Linked DNA regions of Homo sapiens: region 1 is linked to region 2. Evidence: chromatin contacts called from ENCODE Hi-C data. All regions are on one chromosome and are shown on one strand. The core of a region is the stretch at or near the end of the contact, and the rest is flanking DNA. Distances in the headings are between cores, read along the strand shown.

Region 1 (3,569 bases), core at 727-3,226, 670 kb before region 2:
GGCAAGTATATATAATAATACATACACTCGAGGGTATTTGTTAGGATTAAATAAAATGTAGTATGTAACAGGCTGATATAATTTATTTTCCCTTTCCCAATAATAGTCCCTCTAAGAGAAATCACTATATTATGTTCCACACCATCTCCTTTTTTCAAGGATTCTGGAACTGCAGTTAGAGAAAGGAATCTGTTGGAAGGGAATAAGAAGAAAAAGAACAGGAAGAAATCATGGATTGCTCATGTGATCATGAAAGGGACTTTTGTTTTGGAAACTTAGAACTCAAAGAATAAAGATGCGGAAGGTGAAGTGGAAGAAAAAATACCATCAAGATTTAGCCTTGTGGAATAAGTGAGAACAAGTAGTTAATGAGTGTGAAGATCAGTTATCTGAACACATCTGATTTGATTTCTTCTTCCTTATTCTGAGGGGATAGAGCACACTGGATTCTGCTCATTTCACTGTACCTCTTATTCAGGAATGAGAAAAGCCATTTCCTAGCTGGATTGTGTCTCCACCCTAAAAACTGGAGTCCCGATGCTCAAACCTACTGGATTGTCTGAGGGATAGAATCCCTGAAGGAATAAGAAGGTTCTTTGGCAGCAACTCTCACTGGCTTCCCCCATCTAAACTGAATCAAGGAGAAGCAGGGCAATTATATTTTATTTATTTGATCAGGAAAGCATAACACAGGAAGTTTGCTCCTTTAGCATATACTGCAGGAGTCCCCAAAGAGGAAAAAACTTCCTTCTCAAGCTTGTCTTTGCCACCTTCTTCCCTATTTTCCACTCCACTTTCTGCTCCAGAGAGTGTAAAACTAATCTTGGAGCCCACAGGGCTGGGTCGGGGACCAGCCGCTCTGAAATGACGTAATGCTTTCTGCGGTACACAAAGCGGCCTCCCCCGGGCTGGGCCTCTTTCGCCCCTCCCCCTCCGGCCTGGATCGCGCCCCCGCCAGCATCAACGCTGGTCAGTCCCCCTTTTTGAAAAGGCGGCCCAGGGAAACAGGGAACAAAGGCCCCGGAAGGAGAGCGTCGGCGCTGCCAGGAGGCCCAGAAATAGACATCACGTCATCCCCCAGCCCAGCAGCGCCAAGCGCCATTTGGTAGCATCGGAGGGACCCCACCATTACGATGCGGAATGGAGCTTGCAGGGCTCACGTTTCCTCCTAGCCCCAGCATCCAGCTGACCGGCTTAAGGAGTGGCTTCCTTTTTGCTCCCCACCCCGCACCCCTCTTTCCCCAGAGGCCGCCGCCTCCCCTGGCTGCCAGCCACACGGCCCACAGTCTCCAAGCTGCCATCTTGATGCCCCATCCCCCTTGTCACTTCCCTCCCCCGCAGCCCTTAGGAATGGGAGGGGGAGGAAGGGGCACCGCCCTGTGTGCCCCAAGGGGGAGGGCTTGGCCTACCCCACCTCTCCTCCCCCAGAAGGAGGGGTTCACATCCTCCGCACGCTTGCTGTTTCTCACCTCCAGCAGTGCTGACAGTGCACCATACAAGGTTTTAGCATCCTGGACTTCCCCACCCTCGGTGTGGCTCAGGCCCTGCCAGTCCCTGCAGCCCATAGCTCAAGTTCATGCACTGTCAACTGCCCACTACCCACTACCCACCACCACAGGCCCGATTTTAGTGGGGCTGGCATTTTGAAGGCTCTGGTCTGGGCTGCATTCTCTGCCCTGCCGCTGGGCCCCCTTGGCCTTGCAACCATTCTGACCACCTCAAGCTTAGTTTTCCCGAGTCTACTTACCAAAGCTAGGTCGGATATTGGTGATCTCAGCCATGTCGTAATCAGAGGCTGTTGCTATAACGTTTTTGCAATGGTGAGACAGCTCTGGGAACCCTCGGTCAGTACCGAGGCAGCAGCTGTAGAGCTCTAGGTCAGGGAAGGGGGAAGGTATCCAGCGGACGCCTCCTGCGACGGTCCGGCCCCTAGTTGTCAGCTGCGCTCAGCTCTTAAGATGCTCCGGGGATGCGCTGAGCTAAGGATGCAGGTGCAGTCAGACTGGTCCTGATGAGAGGTAGGCTCCGCCTTCTTCCGAATGGTCCTCGGAAGAAGACTCCGCCTCTTCCGAATGGTCCTCGGAAGAAGACTCCGCCTCTTCCGAAAGATTACGGAAGTCAGCCCTCGCCCCCTTCAGGAAGCTCTCCCGGAGGGGACTCCTCCCACCGCCGAGTTTTCCCGAGAATGAGGCCGCGCCCACTGACGCGCTGTGGTTCCAAAACGAGAAAGTACTGAAGGGTAAGAAGCATAGGTAGATTATTATATGAAATCCTCTGATTTCAGTTTTCTGGGCTTTAATACAGCAGCAAAATGTTCTCGGTCCTGAGTTCCAGAATTTTGGGAAAATAAAATTCTGTACTGCCTGGATTTCAGTATCGACTGCCATCATTATGCATTTCTGAGACCGCTAAAGGTTATTACAGAACTTTTTTTTTTGGCTTATATTTCACAGTGGATGGAAACTGTCTTAAACCTCAGAAACTCTGATGAAAGACCAAACCTGGGGATGGTTGCACAACTCTGAACATTTACTAATTTTAAAAAAACAGCCGGGCACGGTGGCTCATGCCTGTAATCCCAAACCTTTGGGAGGCCAAGGCGGGCAGATCACTTGAGGTCAGGAGTTCGAGACCAGCCTGGCCAGCATGGTGAAACCCCCATCTCTACTAAAAATACAAAGATTAGCCGGGCGTGGTGGCACACGCTACTTGGGAGGCTGAGACACGAGGATCGCTTGAGCCCAGGAGGTGGAGGTTGCAGTGAACCGAGATCGCGCCACTGCACTCCAGCCTGGGCAACAGAACAAGACTCCGTCTGAAAAAAAAAAAAAAAAAAAAATTTGGTTGTACACGTAAAACAGATGGATATTGTGGTATGCAAAGCTGTTTAAAAAAAAAAAAAAAAACAACTAATGAAAAGTGCCAAAGTTAATCAGTGTTGAATTTTTTTCATGAACCTCAAGTGCTTAGGGTTTCGTATGAGAGAGGCCAAACCGAAAGATCTGTGTATTCTGTAGGTCAAAGAACAACACACATGAAACTCCGAGCTTCTGGAGTCTTCCTTGGTATTTGGGAGAGTTGGTGTGATTCAGGTTAGTCAGACTACTGCCATGTTTGCATAAATTTCAACCTTCATTTTGGCTGTGGATAATTTCATCCGTTGGATTCTGTTTACAGATAGGATTAGTTCAAATGTATAAATTTGTGTTGGTGGTTTACCTGTAAAATGAGGGGGTTGAAAGTATTTTTCCACCTTTTGACATTCTGTTTTTTATTATTTTTTTAATCTCCGTGGATTCCAGACATTGTTTTTCTAGAAAAGTGGAAATAACATCATTTTAGAAGTCATTCATTCATTCGCTCATTCAAAAAGCACGTATTGAATTATTGAACATCTGTTACACCCCAGGCAGCCTCCTGGACACTGGGTCAATGCATTATTAGCTAGAGTTAGGAGACTTAATACCTGATTCTCCTTGATAGCTGTCTGTGTACCGTTGTGAAATCACCTACTCAGATGAGCCAGAACTTTGTCCTGTGCAAACTGGAATATGATATAATAATCTTAC
Region 2 (3,663 bases), core at 1,164-3,663:
GAGCCAGGAGGGCGGGGGCTGCCCCGCTAGGGGTAGCGGGGAGGCCGGGGGGCCGGGGGGGCCGGAGGCCGGGACGAGTGCAATATTGGCGGGGGAAAAAACAACACTGCACCGCGTCCCGTCCCTCCCGCCCGCCCGGGGCCCGGGATCCCGCTCCCCACCGCCTGAAGCCGGCCCGACCCGGGAACCCGGGGCGCGCTGGGGAGTTGGGTTCACCTTGGAGGCCAGAGAGACTTGGCGCCCGGAAGGCAAAGGGAATGGCAAGGGGGAGGGGGGAGGGAGAACGGGAGTTTGCGGAGTCCCAGAAGGCCGCTTTCCGACGCCCGGGCGTTGCGCGCGCTTGCTCTTTAAGTACTCAGACTGCGCGGCGCGGAGCCGTCGCCATGGTGACGCGTGTCCCAGCAACCGAACTGAATGGCTGTTGCTTGGCAATGCCGGGAGTTGAGGTTTGGGGCCGCCCACCTAGCTACTCGTGTTTTCTCCGGCCTGCGAGTTGGGGGGCTCCCCGCCTCCCCGGCCCGCGCTCCCGGGCGCGCTGACGTCAGATGTCCCCACCCCGCCCAGCGCCTGCCCCAGGGTCTCGCCGCACACAAAGCTGCGCCTCGGGCGCCGCGCGGCGCGCGGGCGAGAGCTGTGGTCTCTCGCCTGCTGATCTGATGCGCTCCAATCCCGTGCCTCGCCGAAGTGTTTTTAAAGTGTTCTTTCCAACCTGTGTCTTTGGGGCTGAGAACTGTTTTCTGAATACAGGCGGAACTGCTTCCGTCGGCCTAGAGCGCAGCCTGCGACTGCGGGACCCAAGTTCCACGTGCTGCCGCGGCCTGGGATAGCTTCCTCCCCTCGTGCACTGCTGCCGCACACACCTCTTGGCTGTCGCGCATTACGCACCTCACGTGTGCTTTTGCCCCCCGCTACGTGCCTACCTGTCCCCAATACCACTCTGCTCCCCAAAGGATAGTTCTGTGTCCGTAAATCCCATTCTGTCACCCCACCTACTCTCTGCCCCCCCCTTTTTTGTTTTGAGACGGAGTCTTGCTCTGTCGCCCAGGCTGGAGTGCAATGGCGCGATCTCGGCTCACTGCAACCTCCGCCTCCCGGGTTCAAGCGATTCTCCTGCCTCAGCCTCCTGAGTAGCTGGGGTTACAGCGCCCGCCACCACGCTCGGCTAATTTTTGTAGTTTTTAGTAGAGACGAGGTTTCACCATCTTGGCCAGGCTGGTCTTGAACCCCTGACCTTGTGATCCACTCGCCTCGGCCTTCCAAAGTGTTGGGATTACGGGCGTGAGCCACCGTGCCACGCCCGATCTGCCTCTTAAGTACATAACGGCCCACACAGAACGTGTCCAACTCCCCCGCCCACGTTCCAACGTCCTCTCCCACATACCTCGGTGCCCCTTCCACATACCTCAGGACCCCACCCGCTTAGCTCCATTTCCTCCAGACGCCACCACCACGCGTCCCGGAGTGCCCCCTCCTAAAGCTCCCAGCCGTCCACCATGCTGTGCGTTCCTCCCTCCCTGGCCACGGCAGTGACCCTTCTCTCCCGGGCCCTGCTTCCCTCTCGCGGGCTCTCGCTGCCTCACTTAGGCAGCGCTGCCCTTACTCCTCTCCGCCCGGTCCGAGCGGCCCCTCAGCTTGCGCGGCCCAGCCCCGCAAGGCTCCCGGTGACCACTAGAGGGCGGGAGGAGCTCCTGGCCAGTGGTGGAGAGTGGCAAGGAAGGACCCTAGGGTTCATCGGAGCCCAGGTTTACTCCCTTAAGTGGAAATTTCTTCCCCCACTCCCTCCTTGGCTTTCTCCAAGGAGGGAACCCAGGCTGCTGGAAAGTCCGGCTGGGGCGGGGACTGTGGGTTTCAGGGTAGAACTGCGTGTGGAACGGGACAGGGAGCGGTTAGAAGGGTGGGGCTATTCCGGGAAGTGGTGGGGGGAGGGAGCCCAAAACTAGCACCTAGTCCACTCATTATCCAGCCCTCTTATTTCTCGGCCCCGCTCTGCTTCAGTGGACCCGGGGAGGGCGGGGAAGTGGAGTGGGAGACCTAGGGGTGGGCTTCCCGACCTTGCTGTACAGGACCTCGACCTAGCTGGCTTTGTTCCCCATCCCCACGTTAGTTGTTGCCCTGAGGCTAAAACTAGAGCCCAGGGGCCCCAAGTTCCAGACTGCCCCTCCCCCCTCCCCCGGAGCCAGGGAGTGGTTGGTGAAAGGGGGAGGCCAGCTGGAGAACAAACGGGTAGTCAGGGGGTTGAGCGATTAGAGCCCTTGTACCCTACCCAGGAATGGTTGGGGAGGAGGAGGAAGAGGTAGGAGGTAGGGGAGGGGGCGGGGTTTTGTCACCTGTCACCTGCTCCGGCTGTGCCTAGGGCGGGCGGGCGGGGAGTGGGGGGACCGGTATAAAGCGGTAGGCGCCTGTGCCCGCTCCACCTCTCAAGCAGCCAGCGCCTGCCTGAATCTGTTCTGCCCCCTCCCCACCCATTTCACCACCACCATGACACCGGGCACCCAGTCTCCTTTCTTCCTGCTGCTGCTCCTCACAGTGCTTACAGGTGAGGGGCACGAGGTGGGGAGTGGGCTGCCCTGCTTAGGTGGTCTTCGTGGTCTTTCTGTGGGTTTTGCTCCCTGGCAGATGGCACCATGAAGTTAAGGTAAGAATTGCAGACAGAGGCTGCCCTGTCTGTGCCAGAAGGAGGGAGAGGCTAAGGACAGGCTGAGAAGAGTTGCCCCCAACCCTGAGAGTGGGTACCAGGGGCAAGCAAATGTCCTGTAGAGAAGTCTAGGGGGAAGAGAGTAGGGAGAGGGAAGGCTTAAGAGGGGAAGAAATGCAGGGGCCATGAGCCAAGGCCTATGGGCAGAGAGAAGGAGGCTGCTGCAGGGAAGGAGGCGGCCAACCCAGGGGTTACTGAGGCTGCCCACTCCCCAGTCCTCCTGGTATTATTTCTCTGGTGGCCAGAGCTTATATTTTCTTCTTGCTCTTATTTTTCCTTCATAAAGACCCAACCCTATGACTTTAACTTCTTACAGCTACCACAGCCCCTAAACCCGCAACAGTTGTTACGGGTTCTGGTCATGCAAGCTCTACCCCAGGTGGAGAAAAGGAGACTTCGGCTACCCAGAGAAGTTCAGTGCCCAGCTCTACTGAGAAGAATGCTGTGAGTATGACCAGCAGCGTACTCTCCAGCCACAGCCCCGGTTCAGGCTCCTCCACCACTCAGGGACAGGATGTCACTCTGGCCCCGGCCACGGAACCAGCTTCAGGTTCAGCTGCCACCTGGGGACAGGATGTCACCTCGGTCCCAGTCACCAGGCCAGCCCTGGGCTCCACCACCCCGCCAGCCCACGATGTCACCTCAGCCCCGGACAACAAGCCAGCCCCGGGCTCCACCGCCCCCCCAGCCCACGGTGTCACCTCGGCCCCGGACACCAGGCCGGCCCCGGGCTCCACCGCCCCCCAAGCCCACGGTGTCACCTCGGCCCCGGACACCAGGCCGGCCCCGGGCTCCACCGCCCCCCCAGCCCACGGTGTCACCTCGGCCCCGGACACCAGGCCCGCCCCGGGCTCCACCGCCCCCCCAGCCCACGGTGTCACCTCGGCCCCGGACACCAGGTCCGCCCCGGGCTCCACCGCGCCCGCAGCCCACGGTGTCACCTCGGCCCCGGACACCAGGTCGGTCCC

The links. A loop is a pair of places that touch in the nucleus more often than their neighbours do. Pooled maps may share reads with other maps.
Region 1: a loop to region 2 is called in a pooled map, with 13 times the contacts of the local background. The contact joins the promoter of SYT11 here to the promoter of MUC1 in region 2. A Hi-C loop is called at or near these places in 11 of 50 pooled maps.

What each region holds. Positions count from the first base shown.
Region 1 is chr1:155,857,974-155,861,542 of GRCh38, reverse strand. It overlaps SYT11 (synaptotagmin 11), which reads right to left and starts at 1,976. Exons shown (of 4, transcript NM_152280.5): 1 at 1,748-1,976. The coding sequence starts at 1,781. It also overlaps a transcript of GON4L not described here. RefSeq lists enhancers at 1,736-1,835, 2,026-2,135, 3,376-3,569.
Region 2 is chr1:155,191,659-155,195,321 of GRCh38, reverse strand. It overlaps MUC1 (mucin 1, cell surface associated), which reads left to right and starts at 2,413. Exons shown (of 12, transcript NM_001371720.2): 1 at 2,413-2,536; 2 at 3,012-3,663. The coding sequence starts at 2,479. THBS3-AS1 (THBS3 antisense RNA 1) reads right to left here and starts at 325. Exons shown (of 6, transcript NR_183238.1): 1 at 1-325. MIR92B (microRNA 92b) reads right to left here and starts at 145; the gene lies at 50-145. RefSeq lists a silencer at 313-642.